2 separate regions of the Homo sapiens genome follow, and region 2 is linked to region 1. A link is an interaction called in ENCODE POLR2A ChIA-PET data of the cell type or tissue named here. Cell type or tissue: PC-9. All regions are shown on one strand. Each heading gives the region's core, and the rest is flanking DNA. Links, peaks and the distances in the headings are about the cores only. Region 1 overlaps LINC00885 (long intergenic non-protein coding RNA 885). Region 2 overlaps FBXO45 (F-box protein 45).

What was found. ChIA-PET counts read pairs that join two places held together with the same protein. Peaks named below come from ENCODE experiments on the same cell type or tissue, not always from the same donor. Only the 100,000 strongest peaks of a DNase experiment are listed, where the experiment ranks them.
Region 2: POLR2A ChIA-PET joins it to region 1 with 5 read pairs; 1 of 35 experiments calls an interaction of 5 or more read pairs at or near these places.

What each region holds. Positions count from the first base shown.
Region 1 is chr3:196,152,351-196,168,353 of GRCh38, reverse strand. It overlaps LINC00885 (long intergenic non-protein coding RNA 885), which reads right to left. Exons shown (of 3, transcript NR_034088.1): 3 at 7,464-8,454. Among named protein-coding and RNA genes, the nearest start is that of LINC00885, 18 kb to the right of the region's middle. RefSeq lists a silencer at 7,848-7,897 and enhancers at 8,198-8,397, 8,418-8,487. In PC-9, for the core only: no CTCF peak of the experiment used is centred there; DNase peaks (open chromatin) are centred at 4,523 and 7,683; H3K27ac peaks cover 791 bases.
Region 2 is chr3:196,570,460-196,586,462 of GRCh38, reverse strand. It overlaps FBXO45 (F-box protein 45), which reads right to left. Exons shown (of 3, transcript NM_001105573.2): 2 at 8,654-9,010; 3 at 1-2,330. The coding sequence ends at 2,145. Among named protein-coding and RNA genes, the nearest start is that of FBXO45, 9.8 kb to the right of the region's middle. RefSeq lists enhancers at 15,454-16,001, 16,002-16,003. In PC-9, for the core only: no CTCF peak of the experiment used is centred there; no DNase peak of the experiment used is centred there; H3K27ac peaks cover 437 bases.

The DNA of each region.
Region 1 (16,003 bases), core at 3,274-11,273:
TTTTTGAGATGGAGTCTCCCTCTGTTGCCCAGGCTGGAGTGCAGTGGTGTGACCTCAGCTCACTGCAACCACTGCCTCCTGGGTTCAAGTGATCCTCCTGCCTCAGCCTCCAGAGTAGCTGGGGTTACAGGCGTAGGCCACCATGCCTGGCTAGTTTTTGTCTTTTTAGTAGAGATGGGGTTTCACCATGTTGGCCAGGCTGGTCTCGATCTCCTGACCTCAGGTGATCTGCCCGCCTTGGCCTCCCAAAGTGCTGGGATTACAGACGTGAGCCACCACGCCCGGCCATTGACCTAGTTTCTGAACTTGTCTGAGCCCCTCCTTTTTCATCTGTAGCAAGGGAAATAATAGCATTTCTGTCATCGTGAGGTTGCTAAGAAGACCAAGACAATTAATGTTGACTGAGATGATCGCACAAATGGGTCAGGACCCCGACCTTGGGGTTTTGGGTCGCATTCCCAATGTGGGGCCTCACAGCTTTCTGGAGGCTCTTTCAGATCAACTTTGGAATATTATTGAAACCAATGGCTGAATGGTGGCTCATGCCTGTAATCCCAGCACTTTGAGAGGCTGAGGCAGGAGGATTGATTAAGCCCAGGTGTTTGAGACCAGCCTGGGTAACATAGTGAGACCCTGTCTCTTTCAATTAAAAATAAATAAATAAATAAATAAATAAAGGCCAGGCGCAGTGGCTCATGCCTGTAATCCCAGCATTTTGGGAGGCCAAGGTGGGCAAATCACCTGAGGTCGGGAGTTGGAGACCAGCCTGGAGACCAACATGGAGAAACCCCATCTCTACTAAAAATACAAAATTAGCCAGGTGTGGTGGCGCGGGCCTGTAATCCCAGCTGCTTGGGAGGCTGAGGCAGGAGAATCACTTGAACCCGAGAGGCAGAGGTTGCGGTGAGCTGAGATTGCACCATTGCACTCCAGCCTGGGCAACAAGAGCAAAACTCTGTCTCAAAATAAATAAATGAATAAATAAATAAAATAAAATAAAATTATGACAGTAAGAGAAATTTGACATAGTTGGCTGTCTTACCTCCAGTCTCCAACCTGGGTCATTCCTGCCGGGTTTAGGCCAAGGTAACTTTGAGAGGAATTTTGTTTATTGTTTAACCTTAAAACAAGGATGATAATAGCCCTTCCCCAAACTAAACCACCCTTATAAAATGAATGAAAGCACACAAGATCAGGATTATGAGAAGAGCCTGGATTCTGCTGAGATGTAGGCATAAAGGGTAACCAGCCATTGTTCTGGAGGTCATGAGATTTTCAATTTCCCCAATTGTTCCTGTAGCTAACATCACCATTGTAAAACCTAAGACTGGTGTTTTGAGATGTCTTTTCAGACTTTTCGCATTTCTGACTGGCTGACTCCACTCAACCTGAGACTCATGACTCAGTTGGTCCTGTGGCCCCCACACAGAGGCAGTCTACACACACACACACAGAGGACCGGGTTCCACACCCGTATGGTTTCATTCCCAACCAACCAACATTCCCCGTTTCCTATAGCCCCTGTCCACCAAACTATTCACTATTCTTTTTTTTTTTTTTTTTTTGAGACTGAGTCTCACTCTGTCACCGAGGCTGGAGTGCACGATCTCGGCTCATTGCAACCTCCGCCTCCCGGGTTCAAGCGATTCTCCTGTGTCACCCTCCTGAGTAGCTGGGATTACAGGCGCCCACCACCGCTACCACCTCCAGCTAATTTTGTATTTTTAGTAGAGACGGGGTTTCATCACGTTGGTCAGGCTGGTCTCAAACTCCTGACCTCAGGTGATCCACCCGCCTCGGCCTCCCAAAGTGCTGGGATTACAGGCGTGAACCACCGCATCCAGCCACCAAACTATTCTTGAAATACCTCTGAGCTTTCGAGATTGATTTGTCTGTGCAGTGGGCAGGGCAGGAGATTATATTACCTGAATTTAGCCTTTATTGAAAATGTTTATCAGCCAGGTGTGGTGGCTCATGCATGTAATCTCAGCATTTTGAGAGTCAGGGGGATCGCTTGAGGCCAGGAGTTTGAGACCAGCCTGGGTGACATTGTGAGACCTCAGCTCTACAACAACAACAAAAGGAAAAATGTTTGCTCCCCAGGGTCTCGTGTGGCATGACTGGCTTCCCGATATTCATGTCCCCTTCTTCCTTACTAATGAAACTGCTTTTGTTTGGGGCATAACAGAGTGGTCAGCCAGGGTGAGCCACGGATCATGGCAACTGCCCTGTGCTTCCCCGGCCTACCTTGCAACTGGGAGAAACCACGTGACCTGTTCTGGCCAAGGGACCTGTGTGGAAGGAGGGTGCCTAGGACAGACCGCCTTCTTCCTGCTTTGAAAAGACTCCTGATACGGAAACTGCTGCAGTCTTATTTCCATGGGGAAAGGCCAAGTGAACCCCACAGATGCCAGCCCTGCCCACTTCCAGATTTTTTATTCTGGGAGACAAAGAAACCACTATTTCTTTACACCTGCCAGTCAAGTTTTCTGTTGTTGGCAGCCACGTTTATTCCCAATGCTTAAGCAGAAAACACTTCCTCCCACCTTCACTCCTCTGGGGTGGAGGGGATGCCCTCAGGCCCTGGAATAACCCTCTGTACGGGGGGCTTCTCTCCTGCCCCTATTCCAGCCTTTTATCTGGGGTGCTCTTGGAGCCTAGAGGCCATCCTCGTCTTTCTCTGACCACCCAGTTTGCCCCATGTTTTCCTTATCCATCCTGACCTCAATTTCCCATTTCCTTTGGTTAATCCTCTCTTGAAAGATCACTTTCCAGCCACACAGAGTCAATGTCCATTCCCCACACCATATAGTACACAACCCCCCAGACACACACACGCACCACACAACACACATCACACAACAGACACACACCACACACACTGAGTCACTGTCCATTCCCCACATCATATAGCACACAACCCCCCAGACACACACACACACCACACCACACAACACACAACAGGCACACACACCACACGCACAGAGTCAACGTCCATTCCCCACATCATATAGCACACAACCCCCCAGACACACACACACACCACACACCACACAACACACAACAGATACACACACAACACACAACAGACAACACCACACACTGAGTCAATGTCCCCACATCATATAGCACACAACCCCCCAGACACACACACACAACACACAACAGACAACACCACACACTGAGTCAATGTCCATTCCCCACATCATATAGCACACAACCCCCCAGACACACACACGCACCACACACCACACAACACGCAACAGATACACACACCACAACACACAACAGACAACACCACACACTGAGTCAATGTCCATTCCCCACATCATATAGCACACAACCCCCCAGACACACACACACACACACACACACCAAACAACAGACACACACCACAACCACCCCATACACATATCATGCAACAGACACACCACACAACAAACACACGTACACCACACACACCCCACACACCACCCCATATACACACACTACACAACAGACACACCACACACCACACAACGGACATACATCATACACACACCACACAACAGACACACACATCACACACCACCCCATACATACACACTACACAACAGACACATCACACACAGACACACACACACCACACACCATACAACACCAATACAAACACCACACAACAGACACATCACACACACACAACACACACCACAACAGACACACAGAACACATACAATACACACACAACACAACACAGGTGTACACACACATATCATAAAGACACACAACACCCACACAACACACACATCACACCCCCGCCCCCCATCATACGCCTCTCTCCTGACCCCTTTCTCTTGTATTTTTGTCCTCTGCATGTGTGGAGAGTCACAGATCCAAAACCCAGTGTCCTGGTTATGCTTCTGCCGAATTCCATTTGGTCTTGCCAGATGGAGCGTTCTTAATCTACATCCGATTTTAGAGACAGGAGAGGTTGCCGCGGGGGCCAGTGCCTGGGGAGCCTGCCCTGTCTTTCTCCGCAGCCGTGCCCAGCCGGCCTGCCAGGCGGGGTCTGGGAAGACAGCCTCACCAGGATTCTCAGTGCTAGTGTCTGACCTTGAAGGCCAGAGCTCCCGGGCCCCTGCGGGCTATTTTGGGACACCTCCCCAGGCCCTAGCCCCACAGAGCAGGTGCAGGGCTGGCCAGAGGAGCTGATGCCAGAGGGATTCAGTGCTCTGTCCTCCCCAGGCTACCTCCTGATGTAATGCTGGAGGCCTGGACCCATGGGGAAGTCCTCGACCCTTGCCCAGTTCAGGAGAGGCAGGGCCTCAACCCTTCCCCAGTTTATGGGGCCTGCAGCTTTGCCAGTGAAAGAGGAAAGCTGGAAAGAGACCCAGGGCTGTGGGTCCCGCAGGAGGTGGGGAGCGGCCCCTCCGTTGTGGGAAAGCAACTGCCGCAGGCCGGGCTGACCTCATGGGTTATGCAACCCAGGCCGGCCCGGGGGCTGCAGGGAGCAGCTCCCATTGTGTAGGCCTGCCTGGGGATCAGCAGCTCAGGCTCCTAAACCACAACCCACGTGGCTCCCGATGCCTCCTGACCCGTTTAGCAGAAGGTGGACAGCTTTCCCGCTCACCCTCCTCCTGCCCTGGGCGTGGCAGGGAAATGGAGTAATTAAAGCCTTTTGGGGATTATCAAGAAACTGCTAGATCACAAGTTCCCTCCTTGGGCACTCATGGCAAAGGGGAGATCAACCTGTAGTCTGCTGAGGGTCAAGGACGGGTAGAAGGAAGAGGGTGCCCCACCTTTAAAGGCCCTAGCCCTCAGCCTTCAGCGTGACCCCTTCAGTATCAGCATGTTTTGGAAAGAGGCCTAGTTCTAGTGTCCAAAGTCCTGTAAAGGAAAATTTTAAAAATCAGGACCACTCACACTTCTCTTTTTCTTTGAGACAGGGTCTTGCTCTGTTGTCCAGGCTGAGTGCAGTGGCGCTCATTTCCACCTTCAGATGTTCACCTTATCTTATATAAAATGTAGTGTTCGCCTAAGCCTGACTGCCCGCCTGCCCCTCTTCCTAGGTGTCATCCCAGCACTTTGGGAGGCTGAGGTGGGTGGATCACTTGAGGTCAGGAGTTTGAGACCAGCCTGACCAAATGGAGAAACCCCGTCTCTACTAAGAATACAAAAATCAGTCGGGTGTGGTGGCTCATGCCTGTAATCCCAGCTACTCGGGAGGCTGAGGCAGGAGAATCGCTTGAACCCGGGAGGTGGAGGTTGCAGTGAGCTGAGATCGCGCCACTGCACTCCAGCCTGGGCAACAAGAGTGAAACTCCGTATCAAAAAGAAAAAAAAAAAGGAAGAAATGTACAAATACAAAACTTGGAACTTCTTGGGAAAAACAGCCACAGATGTGTCTGTGGCTTGTTTTTCCCAGAAGCGCCCTAACGTGGCTTAATAAACCTCAGTGATTAAGACTTGCCTCAGTCACTCATTTTGGTTGTCAGTCCTCAATTGAGACTGGCCGGGTGACCCTGGGCAAGCTGCCTCACCTTTCTTCGCTGAGGAATCGCCTGGTGAGCCGCCGAGGAGCCTTACAGGAGGATTTCTGCAGTGGTAGGAGCTTTTCTCACCCACCTCCCGACAGCAGGGACTCTCCTCTCTCATTCCCTCTGTAGGTCCTGGAAACACTCCCTCTCAGGGCCTCTCGCACATCAGATCAAGCATATTAAAACACACCTGTGGCCCACATCAAGTATTTTTTGCTGTAATTTTTTTTTTTTTTGAGACAGAGTCTCGCTCCATTGCCCAGGCTGGAGTGCAATGGCATGATCTTGGCTCACTGCAGCCTCCGCCTCCTGGGTCCAAGTGATTCTCCTGCCTCAGCCTCCCAAGTAACTGGAACTACAGGCTGATGCCAACATGCCTGGCTAATTCTGGTATTTTTAGTAGAAACGTGGTTTCACCATGTTGGTCAGGCTGGTCTCGAACCCATGACCTCAGGTGATCTGCCCACTTTGGCCTCCCAAAGTGCTGGGATTACAGACATGAGTCACCACTCTTGGCTGCTGTAAACTTTTTGAAAGGGCTTTGAGAAAGCTGCTTTATAAATTATTTGACAAATAAATAACTTATTGAATTTTTTTTTCCTTGAGGCAGAATCTTGCTCTGTTGTCCCGGCTGGAGAGCAGTGATGCCATTCTTGGCTCATTCAACCTCTGCCTCCCGGGTTCAAATGATTCTCCAGCCTCAGCGTCCCAAGTAGCTGGGACTACAGGCTCGCACTACCATGCCCACCTAATTTTTGTATTTTTAGTAGAGACAGGGTTTCATCATGTTAGCCAGGATGCTCTCGAACTCCTGACCTCATGTGATCTGCCCACCTCGGCTTCCCAAAGTGCTGGGATTACAGGCATGAGCCACTGCGCCCAGCCAATAAATAATTTATTGAATGTCGATTGGTTATAATTTTTCTTTCCCTTTTTTTTTTTTTTTTTGAGACGAAGTCTTGCTCTGTCGCCCAGGCTGGACTGCAATGGTATGATCTTGGCTCACTGCAGCCTCCACCTCCCAGGTGCAACCAATTCTCCTGCCTGAGCCTCCTGAGTAGCTGGGATTACAGGTGCCCACTACCATGCCTGGCTAATTTTTGTATTTTTAGTAGAGACGGGGTTTCACCATGTTGGTCAGGCTGGTCTTGAACTCCTGACCTCAGGTGATCCAACTGCCTCGACCTCCCAAAGTGCTGGGACTACAGGCATAAGCCACTGTGCCTGGCCAATTTTTCTTTTTTAGAAGTTTATTTTAGGCCAGACGCAGTGGCTCACGCCTGTATTCCCAGCACTTTGGGAGGCCAAGGTGGGTGGATCACGAGGTCAGGAGATCGAGACCATCCTGACCAACATGGTGAAACCCCATCTCTACCAAAAATACAAAAATTACCTGGGCGTGGTGGCAGACGCCTGTAATCCCAGCTACTCCGGAGGCTGAGGCAGGAGAATCACTTGAACCTGGGAGGTGGAGGTTGCCGAGATCATGCCACTGCACTCCAGTCTGGACACAGAGCTAGACTCTGTCTCAGAAAAAAAAAAAAAAAAAAAAAAAAAAAAAAAATATATATATATATATATATATATATTTTAATTTAGTTTTTATTTGGAATGCAGTGGTGTGATCACGGCTCAGTGTAACTTCAACCTCCTGGGCTCAAGTGATCCTCCTGCTTCAGCCTCCTGAATAGCTGGGACCACAGGTGCCTGCCACCAGCTGCCTAACTTTTTTTTTTTTTTTTTTTTTTTTTTTTTGTAGAGATGGAGTCTTTGCTATGTTGCCCAGGCTGGTCTCAAACTCCTGGCCTCAAGTGATCTTCCCTCCTTGGTCTCCCAAATTATTGGAATTATAGGCGTGAGCCACTGCCCCCAGCCTGGTTATGATTTTTTAGTGATCATGGTGTCTATTGGAAATTCTTAGAAAGTAAGAAATGCTACAAAATGTTTCTAAATGTAGTGCCATTTTCTTGAATACTGAATGAATTCATTTACAAGCCAGTTAGTAAACCATTAGCAACTGAAGATTGTCCATGTTGGCAGTATTTACACGACGGAAATAGCAAACACTACAAATCAGTGAAGTGTACAAATCAGTGTGGTCATTCATAGCACCAACCCTGCCCCAGCTGATTTACTCCTGATCACTGGGAAATTATTTGTTTTTTCTTTTAATCTCTGGGTGACTCAAATGTGTAGTCAGCAATCTGGAAGAAGTTCAGGATCTTGAGTCCACTGAGATAGGCCCCAACAGGGACTGTGGCTCAAGAGGAACCCGGACTGAATTCCATCTAGAAGGAGGACTCACTCCGGGAAAGAGGGAGTGCTCCTTAGGGAGGTGCTCCCTGCCTCCAGCCCAGGCCTTGCTCTTGGTGAGTGGTCATTTAGAGCAGGGGTTTCATGTCTTCATGTCTTTGTATTTGCACAGTAGTCAATTTATTTACTGCTGCCACTTTATTCAGTAACCTTTAGCCTATTAATTGTGTTTATTTTATTTCCCTTTTCGTCTTTCAGTGTTACTAGGCCCTGCTGGCAAACAGAATTGAGGGGGGCCTGCCCAGCAGGGAGGAAGGAGGGGCCACAGCGAGGAGTGTCTGGGACTCAGCTGAGCCTTTCTTGCCTCTGAGGCAGGTGGCCTGGGGAAGTCCTTGATCTTGAACCAGCCGGTTACAGTCTGCGGGTGGCCCCACCTTCAAAGTAAGAAATCCCCATGATTCCACTGGGGCGGCTTCAGCCAGAGGAAGCTGATGAGCCCAAGAGCTTCCTGAAAGCTGCCCAGGGCTCCTGAACAAAGGCTCCAGCTCTGAGAGGCCGTGTGAAACCGGCAAGAGCATGGAGTTACTCACGGGGCAATGGAGCATGGCACGTTCAGCGTGGAGTCCAGCGAACTGAAGGACAAATTAGATGTGCGTGTTTCAATGGAGGGGACTCTCAAAACAAGCTGTGGAGTAAAACAATGAAGGTTACCAAACCACGCACAGCACACACTGCCATTTGTGGGAACGCACTCACGTACAAACACTGAACCAGTGAAACGCCGTCTCTACTCAAAATACAAAAAATTAGCTGGGTGTGGTGGCCCGCACCTGTAATCCCAGCTACTTGGGAGGCTGAGGCAGAAGAATTGCTAGAACCTGGGAGGCGGAGGTGGCAGTGAGCCAAGATCATGCCATTGCAGTCCAGCCTGGGTGACGAGCGCGAAACTCCGTCTCAGACAACAACAACGACAACAAAACTAGTGACTGGAGAGGGTTTCGAAAGAACAAGCTGACCTGATGGACAAAGATATACATCAAAGATATATATATATATATACACCATATATAAACACTATTTAGAGTCTTTTTTTTTTTTTTTTGAGATGGAGTCTTACTCTGTTGCCCAGGCTGGAGTGCAGTGGTGTCATCTTGGCTCACTGCAACCTCCACCTCCCAGATTCAAGCGATTCTCCTGCCTCAGCCTCCCAAGTAGCTGGGGATTACAGGTGTGCGGCACCATACGCAGCTAATTTTTTGTATTTTTAGTAGAGATGGGGCTTCACCGTGTTGGCCAGGCTGGTCTCTAACTCCTGACCTCCACCCGCCTCGGCTTCCTAAAGTGCTCAGATTACAGGCATGAGCCACTGTGCCTGGCCACAATTTAGAGTCTTTATAAAGACAGGCTCCAAATAAAATTCGAGGTCTCTCCCCAGGGACATAGAAAAGAGAGTGGTCATGGCTGGACATCATGGTTCATGCCTGTAATCCCAGCACTTTGGGAGGCCAAGGCAGGCGGATCATGAGGTCAGGAGTTCGAGACCAACCTGGCCAATATGGTGAAACCCTGTCTCTACTAAAAATACAAAAATTAGCCAGACGTGGTGGCGTGTGCCTGTAGTCCCGGCTACTGGGGAGGCTGAGGCAGGAGAATAGCTTGAATCCGGGAGGCAGAGGTTGTAGTGAGCCAAGATCGTGCCACTGCACTCCAGCCTGGGCAATAGAGCAAGACTCTGTCTCAGAAAAAAAAAAGAGGCACCTTGAGTTTCCTAAGGGTAGGCCATGTCAGGTGAACAGCCCCTTTTATTCACAGGAGAAGGGAAGGGAAGAAGCAAACATCTGTAACAGGTTTCTCACTCCAGGCTCCATGCTGGGTGACCTGAGCGCTCACAGCAGCCTAAGGGTTAGTCAGGTGTCTCGTTTTACAGATGCCGAAACTGAAGGGCTGCAGTGAGTGTTGTGAGAAACTCCTCTCAGAGTTGTGTGGTGTGTGAAACATTATGGGACTTAATTACTTAAATGTGTTTGGAAATTCAACACCACAGATTAAGAATGTAGACATTATGTCATCAAACCTGGTTTTTAATCACAGCTCCTCTGCCTATTAGCTCAAGGACTTTAAACATATTATTTAATGTCTCTAAGCCTCAGTTTTCATATTTTTAAACTAGTGCTGATTATAATACACCTCTTAGGTTGTTGTGAGGATTGAATAAAATAAAATGAGCAAAGTGAAAAAAAAAAAAAGAAATTTGCTTCAGGGGGCAGTTGAAAATCTGGGTTCAGGCCGGGTGCCATGTCTCACGCCTGTAATCCCAGCACTTTGGGAGGTTGAGGTGGGCAGATCACCTGAGGTCAGGAGTTCGAGACCAGCCTGGCCAACAAAGCAATGTCCTGTCTCTACAAAAAGTAGAAAAATTAGCCAGGCGTGGTGGCACACACCTGTAATCCCAGCTACTTGGGAAGCTGAGGCAGGAGAATCCCTTGAATCCAGGAGGCGGAGTTGCAGTGAGCTGAGACTGTGCCACTGCACTCCAGCCTGGGCAACAGAGCGAGACTCTGTCTCAGTAATAATAATTAATAATAATAAATAGAGAGTTACAGGGATCATGGCGGACGGGAGGCAGGACTAGATTGCAGCTGTGACTCAGATGGACAGAGCAGCTGTGGAGACTCACATAGTGAATTTTTGCTCTGGAATGACTGCAGGAATAAAGCAGGAAAGCTGAGAGCACCCACAGACCCCATGAAGGAAGCAGATCGCTCCTGCAGGACCCATGAGACACCCCAAATACTGTGCTGGTATCCATGGCTGAGAGACTCACACAGACAGTTCACATCACAGGACTCAGTGCAGACAACCCCAGTACCAGCCTGGAGCCTGGTAGACGTGCTGGGTGGCTAAATCCAGAAGAGAGATAACAATCGCTATAGCTTGTCCTCAGGAAGCCACATCCATAGGAAAAGGGGGAGAGTGCTACATCAAGGGAACACCCCGTGGGACAAAAGAATCTGAACAGCAGCCTTGAGCCCTAGACCTTCCCTCTGACAGAGACTACCAAAATGAGAAGGAACCAGAAAACCAACTCAAAACAAGGTTCTTTAACACCTCCAAAAAATCACACTAGCTCACCAGCAATGGACCCAAACCAAGAAAAAAATCCCTGGTTTACCTGAAAAAGAATTCAGGAGGTGAGTTATTAAGCTAACTAGGGAGGCACCAGAGAAAGGCGAACCCCAATGTAAGGAAAAAAATGATACAAGAAGTGAAGGGAGAAATATTCCAGGAAATAGGCAGCATAAATGAAAAACAATCAAAACTTCAGGAAACATTGGACACACCTAATAGAAATGCAAAATGCTCTGGAAAGTCTCAGCAATAGACTCAAACAAGCAGAAGAAAGAAATTCAGAGCTTAAAGACAAGGTCTTTGAATTAACCCAATCCAACAGAGACAAAGAAAAAAGAACAAGAAAATATGAACAAAGGCTCCAAGGATTCTGGGATTATGCTAAACACCCAAACCTAAGAATAATTGGTGTTCCCGAGGAAGAAGAGAAATCTAACAGTTTGGAAAACATATTTGAGGAAATAATCGAGGAAAACGTGCCCGGCCTTGCTAGAGACCTAGACATCCAAATACAAGAAGCTCAAGGAACATCTGGGAAATTCATCGCAAAAAGATCATCGCCTAGGCACATAGTCATCAGGTTATCTAAAGTCAAGACGAAGGAAATAATCCTAAGAGCTGTGAGGCAAAAGCACCAGGTAACCTATAAAGGAAAACCTATCAGATTAACAGCAGATTTCTCAGCAGAAACCCTGCAAGCTAGAAGGGATTCAGGTCCTATCTTCAGCCTCCTCAAACAAAACAATTATCAGCCAAGAATTTTGTATCCAGTGAAACTAAGCTTCATATATGAAGGAAAGATACAGTCTTTTCCAGACAAATGCTGAGAGAATTTGCCACTACCCAGCCAGCACTACAAGAACTGCTAAAAGGAGCTCTAAACCTTGAAACAAATCGTGGAAACACATCAAAACAGAACCTCTTTAAAGCATAAATCTCACAGGACGTATGAAACAAAAACACAATTTAAAAAATAAAAACAAAAAACCGAGCCATATAGACAACAAATAGCACGATGAATGGAATGCTACCTCACATCTCAATACTAACATTGAATGCCAATGGCCTAAATGCTGCATTTAAAAGACACAGAGTTGCACAATGGGTCAGAATTCGCCAGCCAACTATCTGCTGCCTTCAGGATGCTCGTCTAACACATAAGGACCCGCACAAGCTTAAGGTAAAGGGCTGGAAAAAGACATTTCAGGCAAATGGACACCAAAAGTGAGCAGGGGTAGCTATTCTTTCATCAGACAAAACAAACTTTAAAGCAACAGCACTTAAAAAAGACAAAGAGGGACAGTATATAATGGTGAAAGGCCTTGTCCAACAGGAAAATACCACAATCCTAAACATATATGCACCTAACACTGGAGCTCCCAAATTTGTAAAGCAATGACTAATAGACCTAAGAAATGAGATAGACAGCAACACAGTAATAGTGGGGAACTTCAATACTCCACTGACAGCACTAGACAGGTCATCAAGACAGAAAGTCAACAAAGAAACAATGGATTAAAACTATACCCTGAAACAAACGGACTTAACATATATGCAGAACATTCTACCCAACAACCGCAGAATACACATTCTATTCAACAGTACATGGAACTTTCTCCAAGATAGACTATATGATAGGCCACAAAACGAGCCTCAATAAATATAAGAAAATTGAAATTCTATCAAGCACTCTCTCATGGCCACAGTGGAATAAAACTGGAAATCAACTCCAAAAGGAACCTTCAAAACCACGCAAATACATGGAAATTAAATAACCTGCTCCTGGATGATCATTGGGTCAAAAATTAATTCAAGATGGAAATTAAAAAATTCTTCAAACTGAACAACAATAGTGACACAACCTGTCAAAACTTCTGGGACACAGCAAAGGCAGTGCTAAGAGGAAAGTTCGTGGCTCTAAACACCTACGTCAAAAAGTCTGAGGCCGGGCGCAGTGGCTCCCGCCTGTAATCCCAGCACTTTGGAAGGCCGAGGGGGGCGGATCACGAGGTCAGGAGATCGAGACCATCCCGGCTAACACGGTGAAACCCCATCTCTACTAAAAATACAAAAAATTAGCCAGGCGCGGTGGCGGGCATCTGTAGTCCCAGCTACTCGGGAGGCTGAGGCAGGAGAATGGCGTGAACCCGGGAGGCGGAGCTTGCAGTGAGCTGAGATCGCGCCACTGCACTCCAGCCTGGGCGACAGAGCCAGACTCTGTCTAAAAAAAAAAAAATGTCTGAAAGAGCACAAGCAATCTAAGGTCACACCTCAAGGAACTACAGAAACAAGAACAAACCAAACCCAAACCCAGCAGAAGAAAGGAAATAACCAAGATCAGAGCAGAACTAAATGAAATTGAAACAAACAAACAAAAAATTACAAAAGATAAATGAAACCAAAAGCTGTTTCTTTGAAAAGATAAATAAAATTGATAGACCATTAGCAAGATTAACCAAGAAAAGAAGAGGGCCGGGCGCAGCGGCTCACGCCTGTAATCCCAGCACTTTGGGAGGCTGAGGCAGGTGGGTCGCCTGAGGTCAGGAGTTTGAGACCAGCCTGGCCAACATGGCCAAACCCCAGCTCTACTCAAAATACAAAAATTAGCTGAGCGTGGTGGTGGGCGCCTGTAATCCCAGCTACTTGGGAAGCTGAGGTGGGAGAATCGCTTGAACCCAGGAAGCAGAGGTTGCAGTGAGCTGAGATCGTGCCATTGCACTCCAGCCTGGGCAACAATAGTGAGATTCTATCTCAAAAAAATAATAATAATAAAGAAAGAAAGAAAGGAAGAAAGAAAAAGAAAAGAAAAAGAAAAACAGAGAGGAGAGAAAATCCAAATAATCTCACTAAGAAACGGAACAGGAGATACTACAACTGATACCACAGAAATGCCAAAGATGATTCAAGGCTACTGTGAACACCTTTGCATGCATAAACTAGAAAACCAAGAAGAGATGGGTAAATTCCTGGAAAAATACAATCCTCCTAGCTTAAATCAGGAAGAATTAGATACCCCAAACAGAACAACAGCAAGCAGCAAGATTGAAATGGTAATTTAAAAATTACCAACAAAAAAAAGTCCAGGACCAGATGGATTCACAGCAGAATTCTATCCAACATTCAAAGAAGAATTGGTACCAATCCTACTGAAACTATTCCACAAGATAGAGAAAGACGGAACGCTCCCTAAATCATTCTCTAAAACCAGCATCACCCTAATACCAAAGCCAGGAAAACCAAAAAGAAAACTGACCTAAAAAGAAAACTACAGACCAATATCCCTGATGAACATAGATGCTAAAATCCTTCACAAAATGTTAGCCAACCGAATCCAACAACATATCAAAAAGATAATCCACCATGATCAAGTGGGTTTCATACCAGGGATGCAGGGACGGTTTAACATATGTAAGTCAATAAATGTGATACACCACATAAACAGAATTAAAAACAAAAATCACACGATCATCTCAATAGATGCAGAAAAAGCATTTGACAAAATCCAGCATCCCTTTATGATTAAAACTCTCAGTAAAATCGGCATAGAAGGGACACATCTCAATATAATAAAAGCCATCTAGGCTGGGTGTGGTGGCTCACACCTGTAATCCCAGCACTTTGGGAAGCCGAGGCAGGCGGATCACCTGAGGTCAGGAGTTCGAGACCATCCCGGCCAATATGGCGAAACCCCGTCTCAACTAAAAATACAAAAATTAGCTGGGTGTGGTGGCATGCACCTGTAATCCCAGCTACATGGAAGGCTGAGGCAGGAGAATTGCTTGAACCTGGGAGGCAGAGGTTACAATAAGCCAAGATTGCACCACTGCACTCCAGCCTGGGTGACAGAGCGAGACTCTCTCTCAAAAACAAAAACAAAAAACAAACAAAAAATAACAACAGCAAAAAAGAATGACACAATGGACTTTGGGGACTTGGGGGAAGAGTGTGGGGGGAGGGAGGGATAAAAGACTACAAATAGGGTTCAGTGTATATTGCTCGGGTGATGGGTGCACCCAAATCTCACAAATCACCACAAAAGAACTTACTCATGTGAGCAAATACCACCTGTACCCCAATAACCTATGGGGAAAAAAGAGAAGAATATACAAAAAATTTAAAAACTGGGCCGAGCGCAGTGGCTCACGCCTATAATCCCAGCACTTTGGGAGGCTGAGGAGGGCAGATTACCTGCGGTTGGGAGTTTGAGACCAGCCTGACCAACATGGAGAAACCCCGTCTCTACTAAAAATACAAAATTAGCCGGGTGTGGTGGCGCCTGCCTGTAATCCCAGCTACTCAGGAGGCTGAAGCAGGAGAATCGTTTGAACCCGGGAGGCGGAGGTTGCGGTGAGCCGAGATGTGCCATTGCACTCCAGCCTGGCAACAAAAGCGAAACTCCGTCTCAAAAAAAAAAAAATTAAAAAACAATTTTTAAAAAGAAAATCTGGGTTCATAGTTGGTGGGCCAGTGGCACACGCCCGTAGTCCCAGCTACTTGAGAGGCTGAGGCAGGAGGATCACTTGAGCCCAGGAGTTTGAGACTACAATAAGCTATGATGGTGCCACTGCACTGTAGCCTGGGTAACAAAGCAAGACCCCGTCCCTCAAAAAAAAAACAAAAGAAAAGATCTGATTCAAATCTAGCTTTATCTGACTCCCAAGCAGCTAACAGCGGCAACAATTGGCAACGACCACTGCTACTCACGGCTGCCTGGGCTAAGCACTTTACAAATGTGATGTCATTTAATCCTCATAAAGGTGATAGGTTTTTTGCTTTTTGGTTTTCTTTAGACGGATCTCAGCTCACTGCAACCTCCACCTCCTGGGTTTAAGCAATTCTCCTGCCTTAGCCTCCCAAGTAGCTGAGACTATAGGTTCCCACCACTACGCCCAGCTAATTTTTGTATTTTTGTAGAGACAGAGTTTCACTATGTTGGCCAGGCTGGTCTTGAACTCCTGGCCTTGTGATCTGCCTGCCTCAGCCTCCCAAAGTGTTGGGATTACAGGCGTGAGCCACCGCGCCCAGCTGGATAGGTTTTATTATTTACATTTTACAGCTGAAGAAAATGAGTTGCAAGGGAGGCTGAGTAAGCCCAAAGTCACTGA
Region 2 (16,003 bases), core at 1,164-9,163, 420 kb before region 1:
CATTCGGGAATTTAAATCTTTGAGATAAGAATGGCTTGTTGTTAAATATTGAGGCAATTATTTCATTCTAGGTCCAATACGCAATAACCATGTGTTTCGGTTTTCCACTCAGCACCTTCAAAACTGTTGCAAATGAATGTTTACTAACAAGACAAAAGAGACAATTATAAACCAAACTCTCAACAAAATTCGGAATGGCCACATCACAACCTGAAAAAGAAACAAGTACTTAAAGGACTTGATCACTTCCTAACAAGTCCATCTTCAACCTGAACCACTTCTCTTGTTTAATCAAATTTTAAACTTTGCCGAACTGAGTTGTTCTACACCAAGAAAAATCAATTTCTATACCACCTACATTCTCTAATACATTTAACATATAATTTCACTCAATACAAGGAGGTTTCTTCTTAACCTGGACATCGAAAAGAATCTTTAACAGATTTCATCTTTTCAAGCAATGTATCAAATACACAATAAATACTTGTAAACTTTTCAGGTGGCAACAATAAATCTTTGTTCTATGGCTGAAATCCCTTGCTTCACAGGAGTATTGACAATCTTAACTCCCAAGGAGCAATCCAAGAATCCCGGCCAGCTGCTGGGTGTCCCTAATCAGATTTAAAACAAAACATACATACAGCAAGAACTCAGAAGTACAAAGATTTCGCTCGCTTTTGTCAATTCTTATGTATCTAAAACCATACAATTTATACTTTCATACAGAAAGATGTCTGTTTCTTTTCTAACAAAAGAAAAACTCTCAGCTCATGTGGGTTGGATTATTAATTCAAAAGCATTTTAGTGATGAGAAACAAGATTTGTAAGTCAAAATAGGAGTTAATGTTAAACTCTTCTACAACGAAACCTTCAAATATTGCCAACCTGAAGTTTTCAGCACAAGGTGTTGTATTTCAAGTCCCATGGGGGCAATTATCTATAATGAGATTAAGAATATTCTTAACCTGTTTCAGCTGGGTAAGTAAACGTTTTCTTTATAGCCCCAATAACGAGTTTGAGGCTTAGATTAGTTGCATGATGTAAACAATATGAAATTAAAATTTTTTTGATAATATCTACAGCATTTATAAGGTTACAAAATAAAAGGACCATTAATCAATTCTTTTTTTCCTAGGCTCTATGACTAATAGCTTTCATATTTGAGGCCTACAAGAGCAAATGGCAATGTTCTGTGTTATGAGACACTTTCTTAGAAGGCCAAAAATAAAACTGGATACCAAAAGATACACATTACTATTATGTTGAGATCATCCTTACTGATATATGTATAATTAGAAATAGATTTGCCTTCCTTCAATCTTTAGCCAGGAGACTGAGAGATCTTTACTATGATTTTGAGAGTAAAAACAAAAACAAACCAGACTCTAACAGCTATGGGAACTGTAAGCCAAAAATAATACAAAATGAGTCAATACAACACATCTCCTCTTAAAATCCTCTTCTTTGTAGTTAACCCAGTTGTCCCCAAATGTTATTCCAATTTTGTAACCATGTAGTGGTTTTTAAGAAATTAGAACTAGAACAAAACAACCTGTTTGTCCTTTCTTTTTTACAGTTTTTTTTTTTTACACACATATTATATACAACTTTTAAAATAGCTGCACAATTTTATATCTCACTTTTAGAGAAGTGCAGTCCAGGCAGACCATGCTTCTCAATATATTAAAAATATTAAATAAAACCCAACCAGTTTCATACTTTTCTAATAGTCAAGCTGGCTGGAAAAAAAAGGACTGGAGAAAGAACAGGCAGTTGTAAAATGGGATCAGTCTTCACAAACACACTACTTAAAAATCTTGCTATTTCCTTATCCCTTTGACAGCATCTCTACAATCTCACCTTTAAAGCTGGAAATAACACATTGCTAACTTAGAGACAACATCGGGTGCAACATGCATATGTCAACTGCCCACTCAACCAACTGCAACCCTGAGGATTTTTCTGGCCCAGTAGAAAGAGGAAACACGAAGATAATCTCTGCTGTAGAGCTGCTTCTCCAGTTTACGACTTCATGTGTTTTCAGGATGTTTCTTGGACATGCATGTGTGACAGTCACTTCATGGTTCTACTTCCCATAAGCAGATCTCTCCTCCATTCTGTCTGTCATCACAAGAAAGCCACTGTCATCCGTCCAAAGGTTTTCCAAGGTAAACCAAAGTCACTTCTGTGTTGCCATATACAGCAGAAACTGCTGGGTATAAGCAGACCTTTGGAAGTCCTCTAAAAGCAACCCCCAGGAACTCATATCCACGTTCAAAAGCTAAAGTCTTATCTTCCATGTCCAAGATGACTCGAATTCTTTCTCCTATCTGCAAACAGATATCAAAAGGTTAGAAGAAAATCTGCCAAGGGTGTAGCTAGAAGAAACAAGACACAAATCAAGAAGTTGAAAATATTAAGAATATTATCCTGAAAGCTATCTAGAAAAATCAGAAGGGAAGCTTTCTAGTCAGGAAGAAACATCTATAAAAAAAGGACATACATCTGGCCGGGCATAGTGGCTCATGCCTATAATCCCAGCACTTTGGGAGGCTGAGGCGGGCGGATTGCTTGAGCCCAGGAGTTCAAGACCAGCCTGGGCAACATGGTGAAAACCCATCTCTATTAAAAATACAAAAATTAGCTGGGTGTGGTGGCGCAAAGCTGGTATCGCACCACTGCCCACTGCACTCCAGCCTAGGTAACACATCACAAATGCTTACTTTGATAGTTTTGTTTTTAAGACTCACATGGAATCTACACTTAATTACTTACAATTTAAATGTTCCACCTGAACACTACCTAGATTGATTTTATTTACTCTTTGTTTAAAGGTTTTTCTTAAGGTTAACACTAAAATCTATAACTTGGCATATTTTACCAAAAAGAGCAATCTAAATCAGCTTCTCAAATTACTATACTATACATACAACGGAACTTTTTTTTTTTTTTTTTTTGAGACGGAGTCTTGCTCTGTCGCCCAGGCTGGAGTGCAGTGGTGCAATCTCAGCTCACTGCAAGCTCCGCCTCCCGGGTTCATGCCATTCTCCTGCCTCAGCCTCCCCAGTAGCTGGGACTACAGGTGCCCGCCACCACGCCCGGCTAATTTTTTGTATTTTTAGTAGAGACGGGTTTCACCGTGTTAGCCAGGATGGTCTCCATCTCCTGACCTCGTGATCCACCTGCCTCAGCCTCCCAAAGTGCTGGGATTACAGGCATGAGCCATCGCGCCCGGCCGTACAATGGAATATTATTCAGCCATAAACAGAAATGAAATTTTGATATATGCTACAACATAGATAGACCCTGAAAATATTATGCTAAGTGAAATGAGCCAGACACAAAAGGCTAAATGGTATGATTCCACCTATATAAAGTATCTAGAATACTCAAATATATATAGTTGTAGAGCAGAGTTTACCAGGGGTGGGGAGTGAAGGAAATAGGGAATGAACATAATAGAGATTATGTTGGGGTGAGGAAAAAGTTTTGGGTATAGAGAGAGGTGTGTGAATGTATTTAATGCCACTGAATTGTATACTTACAAATGGTTAAAATAATAAATATGTATGTTTCACCACAATTTTAAAAATCACCTTAGTAAGACACACAGCTTTTAAAGTTTACAAAGCAGTTCCACATGTAATGTGGAATCATGAATAATCCAATCTGGCTACAAATTCTAATGTAGAATATAGAATAGGCTTATTAAACAATTTGTGGTTCACAACTCTGAAACACCTGTTTGTTATAAAAAACAGCAGCACTGATTATTAAACGAAACTGGAAGCAGAATATATCCAGTTTTTTCCCATTTGGAAAAGTAAGCAAAAAAAAAAAAAGGATGTTTCATCTTTTTAGTTTGCCTTTATAAAAAGATGTTGCATCTACAAAATTGGAAACAGAAAGTCCTAATGTTTGCAATCAAAATTTAATTCTACCTGATTATAACCCCTACTATTGTCATTTACTTTCCTTCACTGTATTTCCTGTTAACAGTAACTGCCAACATCTGCTTTTTTCCTCCCTTTGCCCACCTCACAGATTAACCCACACCTCATTTTATGGATCTAAGAACCTCCAAATCATCATCACCACCACTCCTACCAACAAAATATTAACAAAGTAGAAATGAAAAGCTAATTTTGTTGGGTATTTGTGTTGTGTCGTATTTGTATTATCCCATTTAATCCTCACACTAATCCTAGGAACTATCCCTATTTTACAGAAGTTGAAACTAAGTAACGATTACTCCTGGTGAAATCTGCAAATCTGCTTCACCTTTGAGCACACAGCACGCACAAAGCCCAGGGTGGAGAAAGCGAAGTCTTACCATCTTTAGGTGCTGGGGTAAAACGTGGGGAGATGGCAGAGCAACTGGAAACTTAGAGGAGGAACTCCAGAAGCAACAGAACCACAGAAAGGATGAACCCCAAAATCTGAGAATTAACTTCCCAAATCCCTGAGTGACCACTATATTACAAAGGCACAGGGTAAACCTCCAGGACTAAAAAAGCAGCAAAGCTGAAAAAACTGAGCAGACATTAGCTGCCACACATCACATGAGACAGAGTTTATAGTTTGAGTATAGGCAAGTTAACTGCCTACTAAAACAAGAAAACCTATACTTTTCAGAGAATAAAGCAGTTTCTAGAAACAAAACATTCAGGAGTTACTACTACATATTATCTACACATCTAGGTTTCAGTTAAAAAAATTACTAGATATGAAAAGAAACAGGAAAGCGTGATTCATATTTAGGGGAAAAAAGCAATCAACAGAAGCTGAATCCAAGTGGTCCTAAGTGTTGGATTTGGTAAAGACTTCAAAGCAGCTGTTATGAATATGTCCAAAGATTTTTTTACAAATATAGTATAAGTAAATAAATAAGGAATCTCGAAAAGGAAATTTACTCTAAAAAAGAACCAGGCCCAGTGTGGTGGCTCACGCCTGTAATCCCAGTACTTTCACTTTGGGAGGCCGAGGCGGGCGGATCACGAGGTCAAGAGATCGAGACCATCCTGGCCAACATGGTGAAACCTCATCTCTACTAAAAATACAAAAATTAGCTGGGCATGGTGGCACACACCTGTAGTCCCAGCTACTCAGGAGGCTGAGGCAGAAGAATCACTTGAACCCGGGAGTCGGTGGCTGCAGTGAGCCCAGATCGTGCCACTGCACTCCAGCCTGACGACAGAGTGAGACTGTCTCAAAAAAAAAAAAAAAAAAAAAAAAAAAAGGAAAAAGAAAAAAAAGGAAATTCTAAAGCTGAAGTGTACAATAAGCAAAATTTACTAGCCCAGTTCAATAGCAGAGGTGAGATGGCAAAAGAAAAAAATTTATAACCTTGAAGACAGAACAGAAATTATCTAATTTAGGTCAAGCCCAGTGGTTCATGCCTATAATCCCAGCACTTTGGGAGACTGAGGCAGGCAGCTGCTTGAGCTCAGGAGTTTGAAACCAGCCTGGGCAAAATGGCAAAACCCTGTCTCTACAAAAAATACAAATATTAGCCAGGCATTGGTGGGGAGCACCTGTAGTCCCAGCTACTCTGGAGGCTGAGGTGGGATGATCACTTGAGCCTGGGAGGCAGAGGTTTCAGTGAGCCAAGATCATCACGCCACTGCACCACTGCACCACTCCAGCCGAGGTGTCAGAGCGAGACCCTATCTCAAAAAAAAAAAGGAAAAGAAATTATCTAATGCAAAGATTAGAGAGAAACAAGGTTGGGGGAAAAAACAAGAACATAGTTTTAGAGGCAGAGATAAGGACAACATCAAGCAATCCAACACTTACATTAAAGGTAAATGAACTAAACACTTAAAAGTCAGAGACCGAAGCTGGGCGCAGTGGCTCACAACCTGTAATCCCAGCAACTGGGAGGCCAAGGCAGGTGGATCACTTGAGGTTGGGAGTTCGAGACCAGCCTGACCAACATGGAGAAACCCCGTCTCGCCAGGCATGGTGGCTCATGCCTGTAATCCGAGCACTTTGGGAGGCTGAGGCAGGCGGATCACGAGGTCAGGAGTTCGAGACCAGCCTGGCCAACGTGGTGAAACCCCGTCTCTACTAAAAATACAAAAATTAGCTGGGTGTGGTGGCGCATGCCTGTAATCCCAGCTACCCAAGAGGCTGAGGTAGGAGAACTGCTTGAACCGGGACCCGGGAGGCAGAGGTTGCGGTGAGCTGAGATCATGCCATTGCACTCCAGCATGGGCAACAAGAGTGAAACTCTGTCTCAAAAGGAGAAAAAAAAAAAAAAGAAACCCCTTCTCTACTAAAAAAATATAAAATTAAATTAGCCGGGCGTGGTTTAGAGGCGCATGCCTCTAATCCCAGCTACTCGGGAGGCTGAGGCAGGAGAATCACTTGAACCTGGGAGGTGGAGGTTGCGGTGAGCCGAGATTGCGCCATTGCACTTCCAGCCTGGGCAACAAGAGTAAAACTCCGTCTCAAAAAAAAAAAGTCAGAGACAGAGACTGGGTTAGATAAAAATCAAGATCCAACTATGTGCTGTGTAGGAGCTCCACTTTAAATACAAAGACAGATTGACAGAGGATTACTAGAGTCAAAGGAAGTCATTTCATAATAAAAGAATAAATCAGGCAGGGAGATAAAACAATTAGAAATGTATATGCACCAGTAGTAACAGAGCTCCAAAATACATGAAGCAAACACTGAGAGAACTAAAAGAAGAAAGACAAATTAGCAAGGATAGATGGAGATTTCAATACTCCTCTTAGTAAATAATAGAAGGGTAGAAAAAAATCAGTAACACTATGTAAGACTTGAACATTATCAATCGACTTTGCCTAATTCTCATTTACAGAATATTCCATTCAGCAAAAGAATATACATTTTTTCAAGCACACATGGGACACTCATCCAGACAGACCACATATTAGAATAAAACAAATCTCAATAAATTTAAAAGGACTAAAACCATAGAGCATGTTCTCTGAAAAACAGACTTAAGGACTTTCACTTACAAAATCATTACAAGGGTGGCGACAGGACTTCGTTTTTAGTGATAAAGTCTACACACCCTTCTCCTTATAGTATCCGCAGAGCCTAAAAGGATAGTGAGGAAACATTCCATGAAAAAAATCCTTCCAGCTTTTATACCTCAGAAAATGGGATGTATTTTTGGTTCTTCTGCTTTAGTATGCCTGACTTGAGGTCATTACTGAGGCTGGAACTTTCACGCCACAGGTGGCTCTGAAATATGCAATCTATAGTTCTTTAAAGACTTCCAATTTCTTATCAGATTATTGTATATTACACCCTGTTAAGTCTGTAGTAATAAATACGGCTTTTACAAATAGGAACTATAATTTTAACTTGAGTCAAATGAGTATGCCTTAAGCCTAAGATGAAAAGAATAAAAAATACAGCAGTTTGCCTGAATTTGCCTGTCTCTGCAGAACTCACTGATGCCTCCAGGGGCTTTGAATCCACAAACATGTGCATGCACAGAGCTGTATTTACTGGGGTAAGGAGCCTAGAAAAAGATTTGGATGTGCCGTGATACAGGAAAGATGACCATCTAGAGCAGGGGTATTCAATCCTTTGGCTTCCCTGGGCCACACTGGAAGAATTGTTTTGGGCCACACATAAAATACACTAACACTAAAGATAGCTAATCAGCTTTAAAAAAAAAAATTGCAAAAAAATCTCATAATGTTTTAAGAAAGTTTATGAATTTGCATTGGGTCACAATCAAAGCCATCTTGGGCTGCATGCAGGCTGTGGGTTGGACAAGCTTGATATAGAGCATGAACTGGCAAACTACAGCCCCTGGACCAAATCTGTCCTGCAGCCCATAAATAAGGTCTATGGAATACAGCCATGTTCGTTCATTTACGTATTATCGATGACTGCTTTTGTACTATAAATAGAGTTGAAACTCGTGATAGATCCTTACCTTGAAAATGACATTAAAAAAAAAAAGTTGTGACAGAGACCATATGGACTGCAAAGACTTAAAGATTTACTACGTGGCCCTTACAAAAAGTTTGCCAACCCCTGATCTGGAGCAAAAATAGGCTGCTTAAAGTTGTATTAGGAAACAAATATTGAGATAGATCATTTATACATTTATTTAAAAATGGTCAAAAAATCTCCTTGAGGCTGGGCATGGTGGCTCACGCCTGTAATCCCAGCACTTTGGGAGGCCAAGGCAGGTGAATCACGAGGTTAGGAGTTCAAGACCAGCCTGGCCAAGATGGTGAAACCCTGTCTCTACTAAAAATACAAAAATTAGCCAGGCATGGTGGTGGGCGCCTGTAATCCCAACTACTGAGGCTGAGGCAGAGAATTGCTTGAACCTGGGAGGTGCAGGTTGCAGTGAGCCGAGTTGGCGCCACTGCACTCTAGCCTGGGCAACGGAGTGAGATTCTGTCTAAAAAAAAAAAAAGAATATTTTTCTGCATAGCCAAAATCAAAATATAACACCCAACAAAATTAACTATAACCCCCTAACATTAAAAAAAAAAAATCTCCTTGAAGTCTGGGTATCTGAAAAAATAAAAAAATAATAAAAATAAAAATTACCAAAAAGACAAAAACTGCTATATAAAAATTTGTAAATTTAAAACAAATTAAGGCGTGATTTGACAAAGGCCCATACTTGAGAAAAACCCCAGTTTCTCACCTGATATTTTGGTGCGTTGTTGCACTGTGGAAAACTGCCATTGACTTCTCCATTATGTAGTAGATTATTGTCCACCAGATTCCAGCCCCAGCTCTGGTCATCACTGCCCAGCAATGCCACATAACCTTGGCACTGCATGGGGGCCCGTTTTGTGGCAATTCCAATCACTGCCACAGTGCCCAGAGGGCCCTCCCACCACACTTCCCATGCATGGCGGCCCTCACTGAAACCAATCTTGGTCCTTGCACCATCAGTGCTCTGAGCAATGGGGTTTCGATGTAAAGTAAAGCCATTCTTCTTAATGTAGACATTCCTGGAGCAGTCATTAGTGCTGAAGGCATGTTGAAAAGCACGTATCTAAAAAGATGAAAAACAGACCAAATAAATAACAATTTTATTTTTCTTAAATATTAAAAATTACCCAAACTTCACGCTGTATGTTTTTAAATAACGAAGTTATATATTTTAAAATAACACAAGTATTTCCAAATAATGGCTGAAGTTTCAGGATGGAATACTAACAGAATAAATAACATTAAAAAATAAATGCCAACCGTTTCATCACTGACCAAAATTTTAAATTGTAGTATTTCCTCAAACAGACTTCTTAAAACATCAAAAGATACAAAAAAGAAAAATCCTTATATCTTACAGATAATACTGAAACGTTTATGGATAAAATAATGGTATCTGGGAATTGCTTTGAAATATCCAGAGATGGAGTGGGAGAGTGTGCAATAGAAACATGAAACTAGACTGGCCATAAATTAATCATTGGCAAAGCTTGGTGATGGGTATAAGGAAGTTCATCAAACTATTTTCTCTACTTTTGTTTATATTTGATATTTTTATACCAAAAAGTTGAGATGTACAGTTTTCATATGGGCAATGCTGTCATCAAAAAGAATTATATTTTACATAAAACAGAAACTTTAATCCTAGCAGCTCTAAAGTTTATGAAAAATTTTAGTAAACACAAACTACCTTAGATCCTCAGCCTACTTGCTGGATATGACTTACACAATAAAAAAATCACCAATCTCATTTTACCAAATCAAATAATCCCTTAGATAGCATCTAGGTTCAACTACTAGAATTTATGAAGAGAAGCTATCAATAAGACAAGTTAGTTGACTCTTCAGTAAATACAAAGGTTTACACTTCCAAAATAAAGAGGGTATGAAAATAGCTCTTCTATACAAACAATAACAATTTCTCATAAACAATTTTAAACTTTTAGTTTGTGTATTTTAAATTTTTTTTAGACAACGTCTCACTCTGTCACCCAGACTGCAGTGCAGTGGCACAATCGTAGCGCACTGCAGCCTTGAACTCCTTGGCTCAAGTGATACTCCCATCTCAGTCTTCCGAGTAGCTGGGGTTACAGGTTCGAGTCACTACGCCTGCCTGGCTAGTATGTTTTTAAAAAATCCCTTCTCTACTTTAGTCAAACTACCCAAAGCAGTGGAAGGCTGGGACCTATGCTTCAGCTAACCTGAGAAAAATCAACTCCAGAGGCATAGAATGTCAGCATTTAGGAAGACCCTTAAAGGTCACCTAGTCCTTCTCAGGGATTTCAACCGCGAGTTAGTGCAAGAGGCCCAAAGAGAGATCAAGGATCCAGTCCCCTCACCACCTGTTCGTTTACCATTCGCTGGCACTCTACCGTTTCAGTGAGCTGCAGAGCGCAGATTTAAAAACAGAGAACTATTTGTTTCCAGTATCCCATGCATTCACAATAAAACTGAGGCATTCCCAATGTTTTTCCTATCTGCTCGTATTATAAAATACTTTAAGGCACTTATAAGACCAAAACGTAAGATTCAATGAAGGGGCCGGGCGCGGTGGCTCACCCCTGCAATCCCAGCACTTTGGGAAGGCAAGGTGGGCAAATCGCCTGAACTCGGAGTTCAAGACTAGCCTGGGCAACATGGCGAAACCCCAACTCTAGTAAAAATACAAAAAATTAGCTGGGCGTGGCAGTGCACGCTTGTAATCCCAGCTACTTGGGAGGCTGAGGCAGAAGGAATGCTTGAGCCCAGGAGGCAGAGGATGCAGTGAGCCAAAATCACACCACTGCACTCCAGCCTGGGTGACAAAGTGAGACCCTGTCTCAAAAAAAAAAAAAGAAACAAAGAAAAGAAAGGAAAAGAAGATTAAATGGGGAAGGAACATGTCCCCAAAATAGCAAATACTGTCTAAATAACTCAAGAGAATAATATCAATAATTCACTATAAAATATTTAATTAATATTTCCCTATGCCTACTCCCCAATTCTTATAAATTCCAATTTCACATTGACACTATTGACAACCTCTTCCTTAAACTTCCTTTTCTTTTTTTTTTTTTTTGAGACAGAGTCTCACTCTGTCACCCAAGCTGGAGTGCAGTGGCTCAATCTCAGCTCACTGCAACCTCTGCCTCCTGGGTTCAAGCGATTCTCCTGTCTCAGCCTCCCCCGAGTAGCTGGGATTACAGACGTGCACCACCACACCCGGCTAATTTTTGAATTTTGAATAGAGACAGGGTTTCACCATGTTGGCCAGGCTGGTCTCAAACTCCTGACCTCAGGTGATCCGCCTGCCTTGGCCTCCGCAAGTGCTGGGATTACAGGCGTGAGCCACCACGCCCGGCCCTCTCTTCCTCAAACTTCTATGACATCTTCCTATTTCCCTGAACTGATCCTGTATCATTTCCTTTTTTGGTGACCACCCTTCCTCTGCCCCAACCAAATTCTCCAAACTCAGTCCTCAACTCTCTATCTGAATTATTTCCAAACCTGTCTTTCTAAAACAGCACCTTTACTACATATCTCATCCCAGTTCTATAACCTCTGGTAGTTCCATACTTAGTAGCATCACCAACTGCAAATTCTTCTGCCTGGCTTTCACAGCCCTCCAAATCTGATTCTTCCTATTTCCCTTTCTACCTTGATGATGTTCTTCTTGCTGAAAGTATTATATGTGCTTTCTTCTCCCACACATTCTCTAAGATCACCTCTATTAAGCTATTCTTAACCAGGGCCACCCAATTCCCTTGATGTCTCTCTCTGCCGGGTGCTTGCCCACCACTTTCTGTGCCACGTAACAATTTAGCAGCTCTTATTTTCTAACACACTTTTAACCACTGAGTCTAGTACAAAATAACTTGCAAAAAAAATCTAATCTAATCTAAATTGATCACACCTCAGTAGGAAATAGAGGACAGAAGAACATGTCAAGCAACACGATGATAATGAAATCCGCAAAATCGAGCTGAGAGTAAACCACCTTGTTTCCTCAACAAATAAGGTGGGAGGTTGGGGAGATGGTGAGTGAATATGTAGACTAAAATAGCCTTAAGAGACATATCAACCTTTGCCATGGGACCCTTATATAGATCTTGATTATATAAAATATAACTTTAAAATGCAACATTTAACATTTATGAGACAACTGGCAATTTGAACACTGCATTTTTGATATTAAGGAATTAATGTACATTTATATTTAGATGTGATAACCATATTGTGATTACATTAAGTGTCTTTACTTTTTAGAAACAGATACTGGAAACTTCATATGAAATGGGAAAATAGGCCGGGCATGGTGGCTCACACCTATAATCCCAGCACTTCAGGAGGCCGAGGCAGGCGGATCACGAGGTCAAGAAATCGAGACCGTCCTGGCCAACATGGTGAAAGCCTGTCTCTACTAAAAATACAAAAATTAGCTGGACGTAGTGGCAGGCTCCTGTAATCCAAGCTACTTGGGAGGCTGAGGCAGAATCACTTGAACCCAGGAAGCAGAGGTTGCAGTGAGCTGAAATTGTGCCACTGCGCTCCAGCCTGGGCAACAGAGCAAGACTCTGTCTCAAAAAAAAAAAAAAAAAGGAAAATAAAGACCAAATTAATAAATTAAAAACAACCCATAGCCTCACATTCCCATGCACAACCTGAATTTTGTTATGGCAAAAGCAGCATGAAGACCTAGCTTAAAATCTAAGTCTGAACTTTAGAGAATTCTCATCAGATGCCAAGTATGACTTAAATAATTAATGCTACGGGGTGATATGTAAAATATGAACTTAAAAAAAAAACAACTGAACAGATTAATAAACTCCACTTTCCTGTTCTATGCTATCCCTAAACCTTTTCCTATCATTCTCTGTTATCCAGGCTCCTGGGAAAATCCATTTGACACATCCATCTTCCTCATCCCATTCACCCAGTCAGCTGTCTACCTATGTATATTGTTTTCTACGACAGCTCTCCAGCCATCCCCTTCTCTCCTCGATGTACCTGTTCCAGTCTTAAGTATCTCTGGTATAGGCACTAACCGCTGCCCTCTCCAACTCATCTATGGCCTAGTCTTTTTGAAGTAGAGCCTTTGTCACTCTGCTGTTCAAACTTCTATGGTTTACAACTGTAGTACAAAACCCAAACTATAGACTGAAGGCTATATTTCAAAGCCCTCCATGATATATCTAGTCCCATAATATAGCTTTATAATATTTCCCACTACTTCCTTTCATTCAATCTAACTATATTATTTTATATCTTTAGCGCAGATCTCTCCTCTAAGCTCCAACCTCCAACAGCTGCCTATTGGAAATCTCTGTCTCAAAAATACTGTAAATGCTGCTCTCCCAAAACTGAACTCACTGCCATTTCTTCGAAACCTAGCCCACCAGCCTGGGCAACATAATGAGACATCTCTACAAAAAAAAATAATAATAAAAATTAGCTGGGCATGGTGGCACATGCCTGTAGTCCCAGCCACACAGAAGGCTGAAGTGGGAGGATCGCTTGAGCCCAGGAGTTCAAGGCTGCAGTGAGCTATGATCATTCCACTGCACTCCAGCCAGGGCAACAGAGCAAGACCTCATCTCAAAAAAAAAATCTAGATCAACTGATCTCTACATTATGTGAGCCAAATACTAGGAGTCATCCTTACCACTTCCCTCTTCCTCATCCCTATTTCAAATCTATTGCCAATTCTATAGATTTTACTTACTAAATCTGCCCATTTCTATCTCCTCCACTACCTATTTCCTAATTGATCTACCATATTTCTAAGGTCCTCTTCCAACCAACAATTTAGTTCTCCATACTAAAGTCAGAAATAATCTCTTAAAATGCAAAATAATCATATCACCAATCCCCACACCTCAAATCCTTCTTGCTTACAACTCAAAATGGCTTCCCTACGCTTTGGTCCCAGTCCACTTCTTCCATCTTATCTCAAACCAGCATCACCTTTGCTCTCTGTGCTCCAGCCACATTGACATATTTTCCATCCCTCACACTCATAAGGTTCCCTCCTGGAAGGCTGTTCTCTCTCCCCTTTGCCTACTTATCATCCTTCAGGTCTCAGTACATGGATCTGAGAAAGCCTTCCCTCACCTCTCCACCAGGTTAAATCCTCCACTACTGACAATCAGAGCACTAGGTATTTTTCCTTCATACTACTTACCAGATGCGGTTTTACATCTGTGTGATTATTTGATTAATATCCATTTCCCCTACTAGACTGTAAGCTCCATAAGGCAAGACATCCATTAAGAGACTGTGTTTGTTTTATTTGCCATTGCATCTGCAAATGAGCATAGTGCCTGGCACTCATTTTTTTAAATAAAAATATATGTTGTACAAACCCTTTACTTTCCTCTTGTCCTGCTTCTGCTCAGAGTACTTCCTCTTCCTAAAATACTAAACTCCTCCTCATCTTTAAAATTCAGCTCAAATATAAGCTCAACCTCAAATCTCCTCCAATCCTCCACTCAGTTTGTAAATTCCTCCTTTCACTGAACTTCTAGTATACTTTTTTATGTCTGTAACAGTAAGGAGCAATTTCTACCACACATTAGCAGTTCTTTCTATACATTTTTCTCTCCTCTACTAGACTGAAAGATTTCCTACTAGACTATTTGACTCCTTTTGAATTAATCTTTTATCCTCAAAATATTCAAGGGAAGTCCTACAATGTGTGAATGAACAGTGATTGGTACAAGTCTACAACATCTATAATGCACATAGCAGAAAAGCAAAGTATTAAAAACCTCAGAAACCTAAAATATCTCTGGAAGGATACAAAAGAAAAAGTAAGACAGGTTGCATACATGGAGAGGAACCGGGTAGCTGAGCGACAAGGATGAAAGGAAAACATTTTGCTTGATATCATTTTGCTTCTATTGAAGCTTGACTCACACGAACACATTATCTATTACATATTATAATATGAATCTTGAATCATGTGAACATTTCTATTACAAGTCAATTATCAAAACAACAACTCCTAATTTAGGCTGGGTGCAGTGGCTAATGCCTGTAACCCCAGCACTTTGGGAGGCTGAGGCAAGAAGATCGCTTGAGTCCAGGAGTTTGAGACCAGCTTAGGCAACAAGGTGAGACCCCGTGTCTCTAAAAAATAAAAAATTAGCCAGTGTGGTGGCACATGACTGAAGTGCCAGCTACTCGGGAGGCTAAGCTAAGGAGGATCCCTTGAGCTCAGGAGGTCGAGGATGCAGTGAGCTATGATTGTGCCACTGCACTGCAGCCTGGGCGACAGAGTTTTGTTGTTTTGTTGTCTCAAAAACAACAACAAAAACTCCTAGTTTAAAATAAGTAAAAACAATAAACTTTACAGAAAAATAAAAACTAAATAAAATTTATGAAACCGACACATTTATCAAAGTAGGACAAAATTCCAATCGTCTGTACTCACCTATATAAATTACAACCAGTATCCACTGAATAGCCACCACGCACAAACAGTCCTAGTAAATTATTGTTATTTCGCTTAATAGAAAAACAACTTGAGGCCGGGCGCATGAGCTCACGCCTGTAATCCCAGCACTTTGGGAGGCCAAGGCGACGGATCACGAGGTCAGGAGATTGAGACCATGCTGGTTAACACGGTGAAACCCTGTCTCTACTGAAAGTACAAAAAATTAGCCGGGCGTGGTGGCGGGCGCCTGTAATCCCAGCTACTCAGGAGGCTGAGGCAGGAGAATGGCGTGAACCCGGGAGGCGGAGGTTGCAGTGAGCTGAGATCCCGCCACTGCACTCCAGCCTGGGTGACAGAGCGAGACTCCGTCTCAAAAAAAAAAAAAAAAAGAAAAAAGAAAAGAGAAACAACTTGATAGTTTACATATTTAATGGCAATGTTCCCTATCTTCTATAACTAAAACCGGTTTTACTACATAAGTATAAATTTTACATGCTTCACATGAAAAAAAAATTTTTACTTCTTACTCCGACCCCTGTTGGCAAGCTAGCATTAAAAAGGGGGTGTTATCGCGCGGTGGCTCACGCCTCTAATCCCAGCACTCTGGGAGGCCGAGGAGGGCGGATCACCTGAGGTCGGGAG